Regions from separate parts of the Mus musculus genome. Here region 1 is linked to region 2. The links are chromatin loops, found by intact Hi-C in ENCODE. Cell type or tissue: heart. All regions are shown on one strand. Links, peaks and the distances in the headings refer to the core of each region. The heading gives the core; the rest is flanking DNA.

What was found. Hi-C counts contacts between places; a loop is a spot of excess contacts. Peaks named below come from ENCODE experiments on the same cell type or tissue, not always from the same donor. Only the 100,000 strongest peaks of a DNase experiment are listed, where the experiment ranks them.
Region 1: a loop joins it to region 2, with 2.1 times the contacts of the local background. A loop is called at or near these places in 6 of 42 quality-filtered maps.

The regions. Positions count from the first base shown.
Region 1 is chr2:32,146,635-32,156,990 of GRCm38, forward strand. Prrc2b (proline-rich coiled-coil 2B) reads left to right here and starts at 4,514. Exons shown (of 32, transcript NM_001159634.1): 1 at 4,514-4,657. In heart, for the core only: a CTCF peak has its summit at 4,320 (motif pointing right); DNase peaks (open chromatin) are centred at 4,447, 5,727, 6,777, 7,857 and 4 weaker places; H3K4me3 peaks cover 5,218 bases; H3K27ac peaks cover 5,139 bases.
Region 2 is chr2:32,233,141-32,243,496 of GRCm38, forward strand. Prrc2b (proline-rich coiled-coil 2B) reads left to right here. Exons shown (of 32, transcript NM_001159634.1): 32 at 1-1,397. It overlaps Pomt1 (protein-O-mannosyltransferase 1), which reads left to right and starts at 3,500. Exons shown (of 20, transcript NM_145145.2): 1 at 3,500-3,601; 2 at 4,220-4,371; 3 at 7,287-7,393; 4 at 7,525-7,575; 5 at 8,513-8,659; 6 at 9,753-9,864; 7 at 10,325-10,356. The coding sequence starts at 3,566. In heart, for the core only: CTCF peaks have their summits at 3,528 and 4,273; DNase peaks (open chromatin) are centred at 3,441 and 4,221; H3K4me3 peaks cover 3,026 bases; H3K27ac peaks cover 2,244 bases.

The DNA of each region.
Region 1 (10,356 bases), core at 988-8,987, 87 kb before region 2:
ATAAAATAAAAAGGAGAATTCCCAAACCCAAGTACACTCCAGTCTCATCTATAAAATGTCAAGCCATTGACCTCTGACCTATGCACAGCCTCCTGTATCCTTTAATCATCTTCTGATTACTCATGCTCCCCACCACACTGCAAGAGCCATGTGATAGCTGCTCTGCCCCGTTGCCTGGGGAACGAGGAGAGTGAAAGCCTGTTCATGTCCAGCATTGGTGCAGGGTTGCTCTTCTCTCTCTTCTCTTTTTTAAATTTGAGATAAGGTCTCACTCCATAGTCTGAGCTGGCCTGGAAATTCCTACAGTCCAGGCTGACCTTGAACACAGCAATTCTCCTGCCTCAGTCCCCCCACTGTTGGGATTACAGATGTGAGTCAGCCACTAAGCCTGACTTCTCTAAAGATTGTTGATCTGCGCAGGGCGTGGTGGCACATGCCTTTAATCCCAGCACTCAGGAGGCAGAGGCAGGTGGATTTCTGAGTTCGAGGCCAGCTTGGTCTACAAAGTGAGTTCCAGGACAGCCAGGGCTATAGAGAGAAACCCAGTCTCGAAAAAACAAAACAACAACAACAACAAAGATTGTTGATCCACATCAGGTTGAATCTGAGAATGTGGGACCTGTGGCTAAATACAGCCAGCTATATAGCTAAAATTCACTTTATCTCACAGACAGGCAATGTAGCTCAGCCTGGAAAGGGGGTTCTATGGCAACCTCTGCCCGCCTCCCCGAAAGTGAAAATTTAGTTTCTTTTTTTTTTTTTTTTTTTTTTTTGGGTAGAGGCTAAAGTCTTGCTATGTGTAACCCTGGCCTAAAATCCTCTATGTAAATGAGGGTGGCTTTTAAATTGTGGTAATCATGCCTCTATATCCCGAGTGCTGAGACCACAGCATGAAGCACAACCACACATATCTTTCTTTTATTTTTTAAACATCTCCACTAGCATTCTCTTTTTCTTTTTCTTTTGGTGGGGTGGTCTTGGAACTCGCTATGTAGATTAGGTGAACTTTGAACTTTCATTAACCCACCAGCTTCTGGATTGAAGACATGTGATAGCTCAGAGGCCTTGCTCACTAGACCATTTTAAACGTGACTGTGCATGTGTGTGCTCCTGCCTGTGCATGTGTGCTCATGGGTGCATGTATGTATGTGTGTGCTCGCGCACGTGTGCTGTGGTTACAGGTCTGTTACTGCCAACCTTAGTTAACATATGTATTTTCAGTCTTTATTTTTCTGGTTGCTAGCAGGAAACCAAGCTCCTCCATGCTAAGCATGTATGTGCTCCACCTCTGACCACTCCCCGGCCCATACACATTTTTCTGAATGGCCCAATGTAGCTAGTCTTTGCCACTGGGTTCTTCTTTTTTCCACTCTTTATTCCCCCACCGCAGTTCACCCCCTATCACTAGATAGGAGTGAAGGATAAAGGGAAGAGAGAGAGAGAGAGAGATCTTTCTCTCTGAATCCCTGAATCTAATGTCTTTCCTTTTGTTTCTTCTTTGTGCAGGACTATTAACAAATCACAGCCAACACCTTCCCTTAATGACCCACAACCACTCACCCCACCTATAGAGGCCCTAGCATTTATATACCCTCTTAAAAGTACCCAGAATTCAAAACACCACAAATTCCCAGAAACCCCTCTGGCCATATCAGCTTACATACTCAGGTTGGAACTGGGTGTCACTGATGGTGGGGATGGGTTTATTGTACTTGCTACAAGTCTGCCTTTCTTCCCTGCCCGATGGGAAGAGCATTGGTGTCTATCTTTTGTGCTTGGTGAGGGTGAAGTGAGAATCCAGGGCTGGGGGAAGGGGCCTGTAGCTCAGTTGACCTAGCACATACAAAGCCCTAGGTTTGATCCTCAGCACTGAGTGGGCAACACACGTGTAATCCTGCACTTGGGGAGGTGGAGGCAGGAGGATCACAAGTTCCATGTTATGCTGTAACCCAGACTGGCCTCTAGCTTCCTATGTAGCTCAGGATGGCTTTGAACTTCTGACTCTTGCCTCTTTCTCCTAGGTGCTGGGATTCCATACCTGTCTACACTGCTGCATCCTGATGTACTGATTTATATTTGAAATAGGGTCTCGCTACATAGCTCTAGCTGTTCTAAGGCTCACTATGTAGCTGAGTCTGGTCTCAAATTAGCAGCAATCCTCTTGCTTCAGCTTCTCCAAGATTGGGATTACAGGCATGTGCCACCACTGTCTGGCTAGCAGGTTTATCCTAGAGAGGAGATACATAGAAGTTGTCATGGATAGAAAGCAGTAATGTTGGGAAAGCATAAGAAAATTATAGTGCCAGACGTGGTGGCACACGCCTTTGATCCCAGCACTCGGGAGGCAGAGGCAGGTGGATTTCTGAGTTCGAGGCCAGCCTGGTCTACAGAGTGTTCAGGACTGCACAGAGAAACCCTGTCTCGAAAAACCAAAAAAAAGAAAAAAGAAAAAAGAAAAAAAAAAGAAAATTATAAAACTACCCAAAAGAACATGCCCCAGACACTGGGCTTGGCATTCCATTGAAATGGTTTTTGTTTTTTTCCAGGACCTAGTTGAGCGGCCTTGGAAAAGCTGTATATCCTCTCAGTCCCTCTTTTTTCTTACAATAATAAGTGCTTCAGAGTTGGCATTAAACCAGACAAGCCCAGCCCACTAACAGAGGACACCATAGCAGCTGGGATTTAGTCTCTTCAGGAGAGTGCCTAAGATGGTCCCACACTTTTCTTCTGAGTAGCTGAACCCAGGGCCTCCTGCATTGAAGCGACAAAGTCTACAACTGAGTTACATCACCAACTATTTCTTTTTAATTAAGATTGATTGATTGATTGATTGATTTATTTATTTTACACCAGAACAGGGCAGACCCCATTACAGCTGGTTGTGAGCCACCATGTGGTTGCTGGGATTTGAACTCAGGACCTCTGGGAGAGCAGTCAGTGCTCTTAACCACTGAGGAGCCATCTCTCCAGCCATATATATGTTCTTGTTTCTTGAATGTTATTTTTAATTGCTAGGATATCTGGAATAGATAAGGAGAACCTAGCACTGCACAGTAACCTCGAAGGGAGCCAGTCTCTCTCCCAGGCCTTTTGTTCTGCATTCACACGAATACACACCCAAGTGGGGTGGTTTATGTCATGTTTTAAAAAGGGTGAAGTGGCCGGGCAGTGGTGGTGCAAGCCTTTAATTCCAGCACTTGGGAGACAGAGGCAGGCAGATTTCTGAGTTTGAGGGCAGCCTGGTCTACAGAGTGAGTTCCAGGACAGCCAGGGATACACAGAGAAACCCTGTCTTGAAAAACAAAACAAAATAAAACAACAACAAAAAAAGGTGAAGTGTCTATACGGTGCACTTGTTATGGAAGGGAGACCTTGCTGTGGAATGGTGCAACGAACCACTTCTGCCGTACCACTTCTGCCGTACCACTTCTGCCGTACCACTTCTGCGTGTTTCCTGCATGTATCTTGCCACTGGGATCCCCCTCTCCCTCCACACATTCTAACAGGTCAGGACTGTCAGGCTGTCAGGTTTGTCTGTCAAGAGGCTCTAGAGCTCTGGGGGTGGTGGGAGCAGGATCCAAGTTCAGTCCCTCTTCTGAGCCCCCCTCCCTCTCAGGTCTGCATCCCCTGCCTTTTAGGGTGCTGAGTCCTCCCCATTCTCCCCACCCTTTTGCATTCTCACCCCAGAGCTCTCCCTGGGGTCCCCTCCCAGTCTATGTCTGCTTCTTTCAAGAGCCCCTCCCCCACCCATGGAGGAGGCCTTCTCCATGGGTGGGGGTGGTCTTCAACCAGATCCACTCTCCGTTGAGATTCCTCTTCACCAGGAGCCTCTCTCCATGAAGACCCCTCTGATTTGGGACCCCATCTCCATCCATGTATCTTGCTACTGGGATCCCCCTCTCCCCCCAGTTCCTTTACTTTTTCTCCATTTGAGCCGTCCTCTCCATTGCAGCCTCTTTGCACCAGGGCTTCCTCCTTCTCCTGGTTCCTTTCCACCTAGGCCCCTTCTCCATCAAAGTCCCTCTCCACCAAGGCCTCTTCTCCATCAAGGTCCCTCTCCACCAAGGCCTCTTCTCCATCAAGGTCTCTCTCCACCTAGGCCCCTTCTCCATCAAGGTCCCTCTCCACCTAGGCCCCTTCTTCATCAAGGTCTTTCCATTTGGGCCCCTTCTCCACCTCGGCCTCCTCTCCACGTAAGCCCCTTGTCCATCAAGGTCCCTCTCCACCGCGTCCCCTCTCCAGCCGAGCCTCCTCTCCATCTAGGTCCCTCTCTTCCGCAGCCCCTCTGCACCGCGGCCCAGCTCGCTCCCCGCGCTCTCCCTCCTCCTCTCCCCCGCCCTCCCTCCCGGGACAGGGGCGACGCAGCAGGGGGCGCTGCGCGGGCCACCGTGCGGGCGGCGGGCGGGGGCGGCGCGGAGGCGGAGGCGGCGGCGGCGGGGGGCGGGGAGCCGAGCGCGGGCGGGAGGCGGCGGCGAGCCACAGCGCCGAGGCTCCAGCGAGCGCCGAGGAGCGGGAGGAGGAGGAGGAGGCAGAGGCAGGAGCGCAGAGCGCCGAGCCCCGCGCCGCCGCCGCGCAATCCGCCGCCATCCGCCGCCCCCGCGCCCGGCCGCCGCCCGACCGCCATCGCCCGGGCCCGTCGCGCGCGGACGCAGACCAGGTGGGCCGGGGCCGGGGCCAGGGCAGAGGCCGGGGTTGCGCTTTGTCTCCGCGGCGGTGCGCTGCGGCGGGCGCGGGGCTGCGGCCTGGGCGGCCTGCTCGGCGCTCCCCAGCTCGCCATTGTTGTGTCTTCGCGGCCAGGGCGGGAGGACGGCGGGCCGAGCGGGGCTGGGCAAGGCTCGGGGTCGGGATCGAGCCCGAGGGCTCTCCTGCGCCCGGGGACGGCGGCCTTGTCGGCCGGGGTGGGGGACGCGGGACCCCGAGGCCGCCCGGAACCGCAGGCCGAGCGCCGCCCCGGCTCGGGTGGGTTCGGCTGAGGGAAGCGGGGTGGTGTTTTCACGGCACCCGGAGCCGCTGCTAAAAATGTTTAATGATAAACAGGATGTCGCTGCTCGGGGCCTGCCAGATTGATTTTTTTGTTTGTTTCTTTTTCTTCGTCTACCTTTTAAGAGAGAAATGCAGACCTATTGAGATAGATGGTGGGCCTCTCTGGAGAGGATCTGCCTGCATAAAAGTGGACGCTGCTGCTTTCCTTTCTTCTTTGTAAATATCGTGGGGGGATGAAGCCCACTGTTAGGCAAGAATAGGTGTCGCCCCCCTTCCCCAGGCAATGGTGAGCTTGAAGGAAGTGGGAGAAGGGGGGCGCCGATGCTCTCCGGAGTGTGTCATTTGCTAAATGGCTGCCTGGGAGAAACCTTTATAAAGCTGTCTTTTGCAGGGTAGTTAAATTTCACCTACGTTTTTTCTTTCCTGGAAAGGTTAGCGTGTATTTCGGTGTGTTGTCTGTTTGCGTTGTATATCTCACTTGGGTTTTCTGTCCGTCTGTCTGAAGCCTCAGCGCCCTTTCTCAGCAGTACAACCGCAGGGGCTTGCTTTGTATCGTAATGTCTGCACCGTCGTGGTGCAAGCTGGGACCTGAGGGGTACAGGCTGTGGAGTGGGATGCTTGCTGCCACCGAGGGACTACTCAGCCTTCACAGGCAGAGAGGCATGACTTGGCAAGCCGTCGGTGCTCTGTAGTTACTCTGTGCTGTCAACCTAGGACAGAAGGCTGGCCACTTGTGGTGTCATCCATGCTGGGGCATGCCACAGGTGCTGGTTTGAAGTGGCAGCGTTGGAGAAGGGATTCAAAACATTGGGTGATGTAGGACTGCTGGAAGTTCCAGGTCAGCCTGGGCTACATGGTGAAAACCCAACAAAATACCCACATCCGTAGGTACTTTGGTTAGTGCTGGGCCTCAGTGGGGAGGAGGCACGGACTGCGTTAGTAGCCCCCGTCAGAGCAGGGGGTTGTCTGGCTTTCAGTGGGCTGGAATTGTATAGGATGGATAGGAGAAGAGACAGGAACTCGGGAGTCTTGACTTTGGAAGAGAACTGCCCTCCTTGGGGATGGGCAAATAATTGTTCGGGGAGCCTTCAGCTTGTTCAGGCAAGTGTCCCTCTTGGAGCCATGTTCAGGTCCTCTTGAGTGACTTTACCCAAGTCTCTGAGCCCCAGCTCTTGCATCTATAAAATGGGAATAATAAGACTCCTGCTGTATCTCGTGGGAGCCTCCGGTAAGGTTCACAGCAGAGCGTTTCTGTCCTGGGAAGGTGGTAGACATGGACATTCTCGCAGGTTCCTTGGTTTTGTTAGTTCCTTTTAAATCCTGACTTTTCCTCGTGTTGTGGCTTGTGGAATTGGGGACCCCCTGCAAATGCTGTGACCAGCAAATTGTTTCAGGGCTGGCTTAAAGGTCCAGGGGAGCTCAGCTAGATTCCGCTGCTAGTGGGAGACCATGGAAGGGTTTCAGATAATGAATGGGGAGACAGATATTGGTCTCACTCTGTGTGGTGACGTAGGCCTTGGCTCTTGGAGAGCCCTGGTTAACTTGCTGGTTTCCAGTTGGATAGACAGTGACTTGCAGTCTGGGAGGGAGAGGTGTGTGTGTGTGTGTGTGTGTGTGTGGTGTTGCTTCATTTGCCTTAATCATTTGCTGAGTTTAAGGCGCTTCCATGTCCCCTCCAGGGCCTTTTCTACACTTGCCATTTGGCTCATCCTTGCTGTCTGACCTCCCTTGCCAGTCTGGTCCTGGTCTGCCTGTGGCTGGTGGATTAGGGAAGGTTGAAGTCTACTGTCCCTGCCCCCAGGATTGTAATTCCTGGCGGAGCTCGCTGCTCATGTGGGGCCTGCTCTGGTCCTCCCCACTCTTCCGTGGGAAGGAGAGGGTGAGGGAGGGGAAATCCCTGGGCACTTGAGAGTCAAAAGCCTTAGGAGAGTGGAGTTTCTGGAATGGCCGGTCGGAACTGGTTCCTGAGCCTTGGCTTTACTCCGCTACCCTCCATCCTGTTTGAATTTCGACTCTCTCCCACCCACCCGCCCGGTTTCTTTTTCTCAGAAAGATCATTTTATTGTCTTTTAAAGCCCCCCCCCCCCTTTGCCTCACACAGAGTACCAGCTCCCAGCTAATGGCTGTGGGTTGGTTCCATCTCCCTTTGTTCCAGCGTTTAAGATTGATCATTTCAGGGTTAGTTTCTATTTCAAACCAGAAAAGGCTGGGAGGTCCAGTGCATGCATTTCTAACTTCCATAATGAGGCTCCTCTGCTGTCAAATGTTCAGATCAAGTTACAGGCCAGCAGGTATTAATAGGGCCTGGCCGGAACAGGTCTTAAAACAGTACAGTTTTTTTTTTCCTCTTAAAAAAGAAAGAAGAAAAGAAAGAATATTTCCAGCAGACACCCGTTGGACTCTGTGCTGCGAGCCTTGTTTTGTTTGCTTTTGAGTATTGTATACAAAGGCAGGGCTAAGTAAGTTTAAGACTTCTTTTGAATTATAGTCGATTATATTTATTGAGTGTGTCTCTGCTTGTGTACCATGGTCCTCCAGTGGTGGTCCCAGGGCAACCTGTGGGAGTTGGCGCTAGCTTTCTATCCCGCGGTTCCTCAGGATCAAACTCAGGTTGTCAGGTTTGGCCACAGTCACCCTTACTACTAAGCCAACCCTCAGCCTTCAGTCATTATTATTATTACTACTACTTGGGTTTGGGTAGACTTGGGAACGTTGGGATGGGGCCTCACAGGGCTAGTGGTGCTGGAAGCCGTGGGGAGAGATAGGTGGTTAGCCTCCTGGAGCGGGGACATTGTTTACCATGAGCCTTTAGGTTTCACAGGGGCCCTTTGGCATCCTCACTTGGGAGCTGGCAGGCCTGGGCCTCACCACAGGTGACACTGCTGTTTACATAGGCGGGCCTGTGGGAAATCTGTGCTCCAGGGGGGTGTTTGCCTTGGTGGCTTGCTTGCTTTGCTTTGTTTTCCATTGTACTTTTCCCCCATCTGTTATAATCTTTCCAGAACTTCATGGATTCTGTAGAGATGCTGGTGTGTGGGGCTTCTCATGGCGGTAGGAGGTGGCTGTGCAGGGTGAAGTCCACCTCCAGGGGCTATTGTCTGGCATGTTTGCCTTTGTGCCCCCCCCCCCCCTTTCTCCCTCCTCTCTGACTATTGGCTTCTTCCTCTTTGGCTCTGGGAGAAGCCAATCCTCGGGTGCTCAGGGATTTCCCTGCCATTATGCAAGGGCCTTTAAAATAACGTTTCCCAGCCCCTAGTAAACGTGATTCCTGAAGAAAAAAACATTAGAAAACATTGACAAGGATTTAAGAAAATACAGATACAATTCACCTACCCCACCCGCTAACTGGAGAGAACTGCTGTGAGTGTCCTGGCGTCTTCGCAACTGGAACACTCTACATACGTGCACTGTGCACAGCTGACAACTTGGTTTTTCCTGTGAATGTTGTGTTTTGTGTACCTGCTGATTTATTTAATCTTGCAGTTTGCTAGGCAGTTCAGTTGTTGTTACCCGTCTTTCCCCTCCTGAGACATTTCTGTCTTGGGGTTTATCTCTGGCTCTCTTCCTTCCTGCAGTGGCTTTCCTAAGGTTGAAGGCTGTGAGATCTATTCTGGTTTTCTTTTGAAGTTTTCTCTTTTGAGACAGGGTTTTTCTGGGCAGTCCTGGCTGTCCTGGAACTCTGTAGACCAGCTCTGGCCTCGAACAGAGATCCATCTGCCTCTGCCTCCCGAGGGCTGGCATTAAAGCAGCTCGCCACCACATGGAGCTCTTCTGAAATTTTCAATCCCGTTCCTCTTTCATCATGATGAGCATGAAATGGCTTCTGTCATGAGCCACCAGGTTCTGGGTGGTTCTGTCTCGGTCAGGGTGTTTTTATTTTTTATAAGTTTATATTTATTATTTTAATGTTTATCTGTGTGCATGTGTGGGCACGGGGCTGCAGTGCCAGAAGGGTGTTGAATGCATGGGAGCTGGAGTTAGCCTGATGTGCCTGCTAGGATGGAAGAAAATAACTGGTTTTAAGCTTTTCCATCTCTCCAGCCCCTGGCTCAAGGTCTTCTCCACATGCTAGATTGAGTGTAGACAAGGCGTTTGTCTCAATCCTTCTGGAAGTAGGGGGGTATGTGAACCCGGCAGGAAGCCCCTCCCAAGAGAGGCTTTGTGGGGAATGTCCCAACCTGTCATCACTTCTTTTTTTGATGTGTGCAGATCAAAGGTGTGAGCCACCGCCCCGGCCAGAGGGTGGATAGGGGTTTCATTTTGAGACAGAATCTCTCTTTGTAACCTTCCATGGGGCCTGCTATACACTTTGTAGGCCAGGCTGGCCTCAAGCTCACAGAGATCTGCCCGTTTCTGCCTCTTGCGTGCTGGTGATTAAAGTGGGCTATGGATTTGGCTGTATAACGCAGGCTGGCCTTTCCGTGGCAATCCTGCCTCCGCTTCCCACGGACCAGGATCGCAGTGTGTGCTGACATTTGGTTCTGCTTTTCTTCATTACTTACTTACAATTTGTTAATAAAGTTTTAAAAATAATTTTTACTTTAATGTTTGTGTGTATGTGCACAGTGTACCTGCACATATGCATGTGCACCCGCGTGCTTGTGGAGGCTTGAGGTTAAATTTCATATCTTCCGGATCACTCTTCCCCCTCAAATGAGGCCTGGTCTCCCTTGAACTCAGAACTCACTGCTCTGGCCCCTCTGTGTGCACTGGATTGCAGAAGGCCCACCTGACATTTGTGAGGTGCTGGGCGTTTGAACTCTGGGTCTCAGGTTTGTGCAGCAGGTACTTTATACACAGAACCATCTCCCTGACCCCCAAAACAATTTTTATTGTGCTAGAATGTGTCCTTTGTAAGTGTCCAGTTCAGTGGCATGGGGTCTAGTCACGGGCACACACTCATTACCAGCCACATTCCTCCCGAACTGCATCCATCCGTTAGAGATTGAGTCTTCTCCCAGCCTCATGCAGCCACCCATCGCTGTTGGCTCCATGTGAGTTTGACTGTTCTGGGTCCCCTGTATAAGCAGGATCACCCGACGTTCATCATGTTGCTACTAGCATACTTTATTTAGCATGCTCATTGCATGTTGTGGTAGGCTCCAGAACTTCCTGAGGCTGAGGCAGGAATTTGAGGATAGTCTGGGCTGCAGAGCCAGACCTTATCTTAAAAACAAACAGGGTGAGCAGCTGGCTCGGCAGGTAAAGGTGCAAGCCTTGTGACCGTGCCAGCCGGATGGCCTGAGTTCAGTCCTCGAAATCCAGGTAAGACAGGCAGGAGAAAACCAAGCCTCAGTATTTGTCCTCTGACCTCCACACACAAGAGGTGGCGGGCCCGTCCCACTCCCCAGCACACATGCACACACTGTTTTG
Region 2 (10,356 bases), core at 1,104-9,103:
TCAAACCCCCATCTTTAGATCACACATAAAAACAGGAGCGTCTGTCAGGGTGCCATGGCCTTTGGTGGGAACAGGTAAAGTCCAGCCCTGCCTTTTCTACTGCTGAGATGGGTGGAGGTGGGCAGAATCTTTTACTCCTGCCTGCTGAAGTCACCTCCTACTGCTGGTGGCTTTGTTGGTGCCACTGATGGTGAAATCCATGGTTTGGCAACCAGGACTCTTCAGTCTGTTGGTCCTGATGCGGCGTGTAGCATCTGTCGGTGAAGACTTCTGCCGACTGCATTTAGTCTGGTCTCTTAACAGTTGCTTTCCTTGTCTGATTCCCAAGTTTAGCATTTTCAAATTCAGAGTTCACAGAACACTTCTGGGTCTAAGCTTCCTTAAGGGGGATAAACAAAGGATGATTGCAGTACACATTTAGAAATGCTGGTTCACATCCAAAGCCACGCTTGCTCTGCCACTTCTAGAGATACTTGGATAACACTGTCCACCTTGCTGTCCTGTCCTCTGGAGCCACCTTCCAGATGGTCAGTGATGAAGTCGTGAATGATTTGACACTCAGGGCCCAGGGCACAAGAGTGTACCCGCTGAGGCCATGAGGCAACTCTGGCTAAGTCCGCCCCCCAACATCCACTGGGGTCCCCACTCTGCCAGGTACCTGCATGTTAACTTTCATGTTCGCCTTGCCCTCATTTCCAGCAAGTCTGGGTTAGAGGGTATGTTGGGAATCTTTCACAGGCAAGGGCACAGAAGTCTGGCTTCTGTATTCTTTGATGAGTGGAAAAGCCAGCTCTTTGTGAGATGGCTCTAAGACAAGTTAGGTCATGTGGAACAGAGTGGTCAGCGTTGGGGATGAGCACAGTCACCCAGCTGTGCTCTCCACTGTCTACCAGCTCTGACTAGTGATCTTCCAGGTGCATGACACCTGCAGCCCCCAGCTGCTTGCTTCAGACCTGCAACCTCCCCAGGCCCCATCTTTGGCATGTCACAATCCTGGAGCAGCAGTTCCTGTGAAGGCTCCTTAGCTGAAGGGTCCTGTGCTCTAGGCTTTCCACCTCAAACCTTTTATAGAAAAGGACTTGGGGGATTGTTCTTTTTGAGGGTCCTTTTGTTTTCCTTTGCTTTTCTTTTGGCCTTCCCTCTGTCTTTCACTTAGACCAGCTATTTGAAAGGGCAGACGATGCTAAAGGTGTACTGTGCAGCTTGTTTAGACGTGATATGGGGAACTTCTTCGGATGGGAAATGGAATCGTGAATTCACCCTCCCTTCCCTCCGGGTCAGTCCCTGTTGTTTCTCCTTTCAAATATGTGATTGTACTAGGTCTTTCCATACGAAAGAACTCTCCTTATTTAAATAAAAAAAAAGTATAAAAAAATAAAGCCAAACATGCTTTCTCAGGCTGTGTCGGTTTTCTATCATCTGGAAGAGTACGGCTGGCGCACTGCTTCCCGGGAGACTGGGAGTGGCCAGAATACCTTAGGGAGCGCAGCACTGTGCTGTGGTGGTGTTCCCAAGGCTCACCTAGGCAGCCATCCCAAGAACAGCTTTTTCTATGACTTTTGCCTTTGTCTTCCATTAATTGGTTATTTTAAAACCTTAAGACAGGATTCGAAAGATGTCCTCGGTGTGGAGGGAAGGCGACTTGGGTAAACGGAGCAAGGTCTCAAGCAATTTAGCAGGGACTAGGACACATGTCTTTCCTTCAGGGTCTCTGAGAAGGCTAAGCACGGAAGGGGTTGCAGATCATACAAATTAATATATATTCAAAGACATTAGTTGGTCTACATGGACATTTTTTTCTTTACACTGGGCCTCAGGAACCCCCTACCACAACAGGCAGCCTGTGGTTAAGGCACATCTCGAAAATGGGCAGCACCAAGAAGCCTTGTCCTCTCTGTGGGCCAACCCATGACCATCCTATCCTGTACTTCCTGCCTGATTGCTATCTGGGTTTCTATAGGAACAAGTGGAGGACTGCACTGTACTTCTGTGGAAGAAAAAATTAGATCTGGGGCAGGAAAGGTCAGGGGGATTCATATAGATAGGTTCAGGCTCAGTCATCACTGAGGCCTGGAACCTAGGTACAGGGCTGTCGGGACATTTTATTTATCAAATGTCATTTGTTAACACTAGTGAAGGGTGGTGTGGATTCAGAAGTCACTGGTGAGCATACAGTTGTAGGCCAGCCAGCATTACAAAAAAAAAAACAAAGTGCCAAAGGCAGTGCATGAGAAATCCCAGTCCCCCAGGCATAAGCCTCTTGCTACAGAACAGGCAAGGGTCTGGGTAGTAGCATCCACTAGCTTTTAAAGCCACATACATACCTCAGGTTTCCAGCAAGCAACACAATTTCCTCCTGAAGCTGAGTGCCCACGAGCTGTCCTGAAGCACCAGCATGACTTACATGATCAGACTAAACTTGGAACCCAAAGAGCTCGCTCTCCAATCTTCTGGCGCCCTTTCTTTGCAGGAACTTGGGTAGACTATGCTTAAACGATGAACAAACAATTCCGTGCACTCTTGACTAATGTATTTTATATGTATCTGTGGTAACTTGACTGCCTGGTGCCAGATTCTCTGGAATTGCGGTTCCAGATGATTCTGAGCTGTCATGTGGATGCTGGAAATGGAATCAAGGACCTCTTTTTTTGTTTTTGTTTGTTTTGTTTTCGAGACAGGGTTTCTCTGTATATCTGTAGACCAGGCTGGCCTCGAACTCAGAAATCCGCCTGCTCTACAGCGTGAGTTCCAGGACAGCCAGGGCTATACAGAGAAACCCTGTCTCGAAAAAAAAAAAGAAGAAGAAGAAGAAGAAAATCCCTAAGGACCTCTTTAAGAGCATCCAGTGCTCCTAACCACTGAGCGATCGCCCAGCCCCATTGCTACAATCTTAAACCGGATGTCACCCAATGCTAAGCTAACTTGTAAAAACTGAATTTTGGCAAAACATCTGGAGTCGGTTCGGGCTTGGCTTGCCATCTGAGCGTGATTGTAATACCCACCCACCTAAAAAGGCATGATTGTAATACCTGCGCTGGGGAAGCAAAGGCAGTAGTTCAAAGCCATCATCCTCTACATAGCGAGCCTGAGACCTTGGGGAGGAGGAGGGACAGACAGCTTGTAGGCATTCCAGTGTGGGAAGAGTTGAGAAAAAGCGATCCACCACTCACACAGCTCCAGGAGGTACAACGCACCCGAGGCTTCAAAGCTCTTACTCCTGCCCGTAAGCTAACGCGCTGCTTAACGAAACCGCTAAAGTAGACGCGAGGCCCGAAACGGAGAGCTCCGAGCACGTGAACAGCTTGTGGAAACACACTGTGCTTTATTAAAAAGGGGAAAGGGAGCCCTAAGGATAGGACAGTCAGTATGCCCAACTTTGATGGCCGGTGAGCACGCCGCGCATGCGCGCCACTACCTCGCGCTCCGGCTGCGCACGCGCGTCTCAGAGTCTGTCGGCCGCGTAGACACAACTAGTTGAGCGTCGATCCGTGGCCGCTGCAGAGTAATCGAGCGGCCTCGCCCCCAACGGTCGATCCTGCCTGGCGGTTCGCAGGCCTGGCTCCACATGGGGAGCCACTCTACGGGACTCGAAGAAACGCTCGTAGGTTTTGGAGTGCCAGATTTGAGAGCCCTCCTGGGGTCTGGGATCCGGCTTAGGGGCGGCGCGCTAGGGACGGTGGATGTTCGGATCCTGGCTGAGCAAGTCGTTTCCAGGGCGGCCTCTTGTAAAAGCCAGAGTGGGAAGAACTGTAGAGAAAGAACGGGCTCGGGGCACAAGCAACTCTAGGAGGAGAGGAATGCCTCCAGAAGAGGGAAAAGTCCATCCAGGTCACTGGGCTATGACAGTGCCCAGAGCTCCTCAGGGTCTTAGTTTTCAACCACATTGGGAAGGGACAGGAGAGGCCACTTCATTCATTAGCAGCCTTGTTCCTAGCAAGTGCCCAGCAGGTGTTTTTGGAATGACTTGTAGAAATGAGTATCCAGTTCTGAGATTCCTGAATTCACCCCTCAGATGTTTTTATGTATACCCTGTGCTTGAACACAACTGTAATTCTCCAACAGGTATGTTCTGGAAGAGTCCTTCTGGTTCTATTAACCCAACCCGCTATGCTGTAAATTCATCGTGACGCCAGGCGGCTTTAGGACCCTGTGGCCTCGTTTGTGCCTTCCCGGGCTGCTGTCCGTTTACTTTAATGGTAGTTCTTTCCCTCTTTTCCAGGGAGTCCTCCCGAGCTGGCTTTTCTGCAAAATGTTAAGATTTTTGAAACGGCCTCTAGTGGTGACTGTTGACATCAATTTGAACTTGGTAGCTCTGACTGGCCTGGGACTACTTACCCGACTATGGCAACTCTCCTACCCTCGGGCTGTGGTGTAAGTAGAGATCGGGGAGGAGAGTCAATGATCCAAGAGTCATTGTAATTAGTGACAGGAATCACCTTGCCGTACAGTGCAAAAGAGAGACATTCTGGGTTTCTTGGATCTCTTGGTGATGGATGTTTTAGCAGTGTATTGCTCAGGGTTCTCTAGAGTAACAACTTAAGAAGAACACTATGTTTGCATGTGTGTATATGTAAATAAATATAATATAGTATACATATATACATATGATTTATTGGAATGACGACTTACTGGCTGCAGTCCAGCTAATCCAACAATCGCTGACTGTGAATGGAAAAGTCCAGGACTCCAGTAGTTTTCTGCTCAGTCCACATGGCTGGGTGTCTCAGCTGGTCTTCAGTATACTCTGGCTTCCCAAAGAAGTGGGCTCTAGTGCCAAGGAAGGAATGGTCTTGCTAGCAAGGCGAGGGCAAGCAGGCTCAGAGGAAAACTTCCTACTTCTGTGTCTTTAAATAGATTTTCAGCAGGTGTGGTGCAAATTAAAGGTGTGTCTTCCCACCTCAAAATCTGGATTAAACTAGTGTTCCTTCCTGCCTTAAAGGTCCAGACGAGAAGTGGATCCATCCATTTTAAGCAAAAGATCTCTCATAGATGTACACTTAACTTCTGGATTGTAGATCATTCCAAATGTAGTCAAGGTGACAACCAGAAATAGTCATCGCAAGCAGTGTGGGTATGGCCCATTTGTCCCCCAGAACAACCACTAGAATACATACATTTTAGGGCTTACCTTATAGGACTATAGTAAGAAAGTTTTGGTCTGTCAGTTTCCAGCCTCACTTTTCCTTAGCCAGTTGAAAGGTGTCGGTTTGATGAATTTGTTCGTAAGGGGAACTATGCTGTTGTTATTGAGAGGGTATGTATATTAGCTAATACAGGCATTCTCTTCTACTTTGTTTTTTTTTTAAATACTTTAAGTTTTTTTTTTTAGATTTATTTATTATTATATATAAGTACACAGTAGCTGTCTTCAGATGCACCAGAAGAGGTCATCAGATCTCATTACAGATGGTTGTGAGCCACCATGTGGTTGCTGGGATTTGAACTCAGGACCTTTGGAAGAGCAGACAATGCTCTTACCCGCTGAGCCATCTCGCTAGCCCTCTCCTACTTTGTTATAGGGGTCAGATATATACATGGGTAGACTGATGACCTCAGCAGCCCCCTTAGAGATTAATTTGAAGAAGATTCTAGACATATGTATGACTAATTCACTATATACGTCTGAAAGATGAGGATTATTTAAGAGTATACGTGTGTCTGTCTGTCCATCTGTGCATGTGCACATGTGCCTTCAGACTCAGAAGAAGATGACAGATCCTCTGGAGCTCAAAATCCAGGTCTTTGAGATCTGCCTGAGTTCTGGGATCTGAACACAGGTCCTCCGTTTACAATCAGCACATGCCTTAACCATCTCTCCAGCTCCAAGATGAGGATTCTTTTTTGTGGGGGAGGTTGGGGGTTGTTTGGTTGGTTGGCTTTTGGTTTTTCGAGACAGGGTTTCTCTGCATAGCCCTGGCTGTCCTGGAACTCACTCTGTAGACCACGCTGGCCTCAAATTCAGAAATCTGCCTGCCTTTGCCTCCAAAGTGCTGGGATTAAAGGCGTGTGCCACTACTGCTTGGCAAGATGAGGATTCTTGAAAACAAAGAACACATAACCACGGTAGCGTTATCACACTTAAGACCTAATGTCTTTCATTATCTGAAGAAGCTTCTGTGTCATTCTTCCTTCCGCATTTGACTCCCTTTCAATTAGATCTTCAGTTCTGCTCCAGTCCACAGCTGTAGAAAGGTGCTGGTGGCCAGTGAGAGTATGAGATGGGATTAGCCTCAAGGCTCCTGGTCAGGAGGTTGACCTACACATACCTAAGTCAAAAGCTGTGGGGAGGCTGGGGAAGTGGCTCAGCTGGGTAAAGCACTTGTTATACAAGTGTGAGGACCAGAGTTCAGACTCCCTCACATGCCATGTGGGCAGTGTGTTCCATCTGTAATCCCAGCATGCTGCCAGCTAGGCAGGGACTCTCTGGAGCAAGCTAGCTAGGCAGACTAGCCAAATGACAAGCCTCAGACTGATGAGTGTCTCGGTAGATAAAATGGAGAGTGGCCAAGGGCCTGCACGTATGTGCACACACTTTCATACACGAGCATGCCTACACATAACTGCCTGTATATCACATACACATCCATGCAGGGGAGAAAAAGACTAGAGAAAGAAATAGGCTCTCTACAAGACATGCATGCTCACTGGGCTTGGTAAATTTCCCACCATGTTCCTGTGGGTTAAATGATGCTGTGTGTGTCTTTGTGTTTGGGGACAGAATACAGTTGGAACAAAGGATCCGACCCTCACGCTTCACTTACCTGAAGTCAGCTGGAAACGAGGTTTTATTTTCCTGTCTGTGTTTACAGTTAAGACTTCTCGAGGGTTGGAGACTCAGTACTGGCAGCTCTTACAAAGGACCTGGGTCAGTTCCCAGCATCTACTTGAGTCTCACAACTGCCACCAACTCTAGTCCCAGAGGACCTGACCCTCTCTTCTGCCCTCGGTGGACACTACACACATGTGATGCATAGCCATACAGGGAAAATACCCATACACAAAAAATAAATATTTTTAAAAGCTTAAATAGGGGGCTGGTGAGATGGCTCAGTGGGTAAGAGCACCCGACTGCTCTTCCGAAGGTCAGGAGTTCAAATCCCAGCAACCACATGGTGGCTCACAACCATCCGTAACAAGATCTGACTCCCTCTTCTGGAGTGTCTGAAGACAGCTACAGTGTACTTACATATAATCAATAAATAAATCTTTTAAAAAAAAAAAAAAAGCTTAAATAACAGTTCAGTTTTCTAGTTGGATATAAAGGCGGGTTTTGTGTTTGTTTATAGTTTCGATGAAGTATATTATGGGCAGTACATTTCCTTCTACATGAAGCGCATCTTCTTTCTGGATGACAGTGGGCCACCATTTGGCCACATGCTACTGGCCTTAGGAGGTGGGTAAGAGAAACAGTCAGGGCCTTGGAGGCCCTGCAATATAAGCTTATCAAATAAAATTTTTCAAGGGCGCAAATCATGATTTGTTTTCTCACCTTGTTTGGCCCATGTTCCAAATGTTTTGTTTTAGGTTGGTTAGGGGGATTCGATGGTAACTTTCTGTGGAACCGAATTGGAGCAGGTAAGGATTTTAACTCTCCTTATGAATCTACATATGAAAGAATAGAGACAGGATGCCCATCCCCCACCCAGCACTTAACCTTTTACTACGCTGAGCCAGGATACAGCTGGGTATTTATGTTCAAGGGACCATCTGGTTAAAGGGGCAGGAGGGATGGCTAAGCAGTTAAGAGCACTGCTGCTCTTCTGGAGGTTCAGGACTTGGTTGCCAGCACCCACATGATGGTGCTCAACCATCCGTAACTCCAGTTCCAGGGTGTTTGCCACAGTGGCCAGGCATATACAGTCATATATGCAAATACCCATGTACATAAATAAAAGATAAAAAGAAAGAAAAGTCTGCTTAAAGTTTTAAGTGCTTTGTGATTGTAACTATTCCATCCCTGGCTCTTGGTACATGTGTCCTGTGGCATTTGGCAGCCACTGTGTATGTATAAACTTTGTGGCCATAATGTTTTTAGAAGCTCCTTGGGGTACATATGCTAAATCAGCATTAATTTCGGAACCCTCCCTCACCACATCTATGCTCGGTGAGAGCTGGCACCACGGCTGCAGAGCTGATATTTACTACCCAGAGAGGCTGAGGCAGGAGGATCACCTGAACTCAGGAGACTGACATCCTAGACAAGCAGGGTCTCACTATATAGTCTAGGCTGGCTTGGAACTCAATATGTAGACCAGGCTGGCCTTGAACTCATGATCATCCTGCCTCTCAAGTGCTAGGATTTAAGGTGTTCATCACCATACCCAGTGGTGAAACCCAGTCTCTTAAAAACTACCCACCAATCAAATTCCCAAGCTCATTTCAAAGACTTTACCCCAAGTGTACACCCTCAGTAGCTCATGTGCCTCCCAGTTTTGTAAGATTGCATTTGCCAGTCTGTGAGCTGCTGTGTCAGTAGGCAAGCTCTCAGCTCTGCTATGTGATTCCTTTCCAGAGTACAGTAGCAATGTGCCTATATGGTCCTTACGCCTGCTGCCAGCGCTTGCCGGGGCCCTGTCAGTGCCCATGGCCTACCAGATAGTGCTAGAGCTCCACTTTTCCCACGGTGCTGCCATTGGAGCCGCCCTGCTGATGCTCATTGGTAAGCCTTGGGTCACTGCCCACCTGCCTGTGAAGAGAACAGGAAAAGAAAACCAAGCACTTTGGGGCATTTCAACATGACACTTGGGAGTAGTGCCTGTGGTAGTATGTGTGCTGCCCTAGTGTGTGTGTTGAGAGTGTGTGTGCTGCCCTAGTATGTGTGTGCTGCCCTAGTGAATACATCTGCTTCATCCAGATTCCAGATGCGCCCCACTCTGGGATGCTCTTTGATGGAGGATTGATGGACTGTAAGGTCAGACACTTTTTGGAAGTGGAAATATGGCCATGGTGGTAATTAAAGGTGGGGGTTGCCAGACAGTACTTGAAGGCACATAGACACCATGGCCTTCATACACATTCATACAATTCATACACACACGTAAGTTTTTTTTTAAATTAATACCTAAAGAAAACAGCCCCAAGCGTGGGGCTGTAACCCAGTGATTGGGCACTTGCCTAGCATTTACGAGGTCCTGGGTGCAGCCCCAGCACAAAAGCAAAAATATCCCATGGTGGCTCATGCTGGCCTGTAATCCCAGCACTGGGACGCCTGAGGCAGAAGAGTCTTATGTGTGCGGTCAGCCTGGGCAGCATAGCAAGAATAGGGCCCCAATTTTTTTTTTTCAAAACTTCCTTCTGCACCAACATAAAGATTTTCTTCTATGTGACTGCAGAAGTAGCTCAGAGGTCAAGAGCAATTACTGCTCTTGTAGAGTTTGGTTCCTAGCTTCCAAGTAATGACTTACTAACTTCAGTTCTAGGGAATCCAATGCCCTCTCTTGACTTCCACAGGCACCGCACACATGGTGCACACACATACGTACATGGCAGCATAAAATAAGTTGTTGCTCCCTTAAGACCATAAAGTAACTATGTGCCATTTACATGGTATTAGGGATTTTTGATAATATATAATGCCTTTAAATGTGCAGAGGATATGTGGAAGGTTTTATGTATACACAGAAACTGGCATCTGCAGAGGATGCTCTCTGTCCAGTCTCTGGAGACACGGCTGTGTGCCCCTCCTGGGACTAGTTCTGTATTCACAGCAGCTTGGACTGCTCAGTGCTGACAACTGTTTGTCTCTGTGACAGAGAACGCCCTGATCACTCAGTCCAGGCTCATGCTGTTGGAGTCCATACTGATATTTTTTAACCTGTTGGCTGTGTTGTCCTATCTGAAGTTCTTCAACTCCCAGACACACAGGTATGGAAAGAGAGACACACTTCTTGTTAGGAGAAAAAAGGGATTCTAGATTGTTTCCTTCATTTTTTAGTCAGGGTCTGACTGCGGAGCCTTAGCTGGCAGCCATGCCTCATGTCAGCCTCCAGGGCGATGGTGCAGGGGAACCTGCACCTGGCTCTGGGTGACTTTGAGGAGTTGCTTACAGCGTGCCTTTTGGTTACTTAATCCTTCAGGTTGACCCTTAGCCCGTGGCTTCATAAGTACATCCTTTTTTAACTTTAACTCACAGGAAATTTGTTTTCCTGACAAAAAGGAAAGTTCTTCTGAGACCCAAATGGGGAGGTATGGTTCTTTATATTGTGGCTGGTACCCAGTAGGACTGGCCAACTAGAAGCTGCTCAGACAAGCTCCATGGCCCTGACCTGTGGGATGAGTCCTGTGACTGCTTCCTTGTTCTTCTGTTTTCTCCTGTTTTGTTCAGCCCTTTCTCAGTGCACTGGTGGCTGTGGCTAC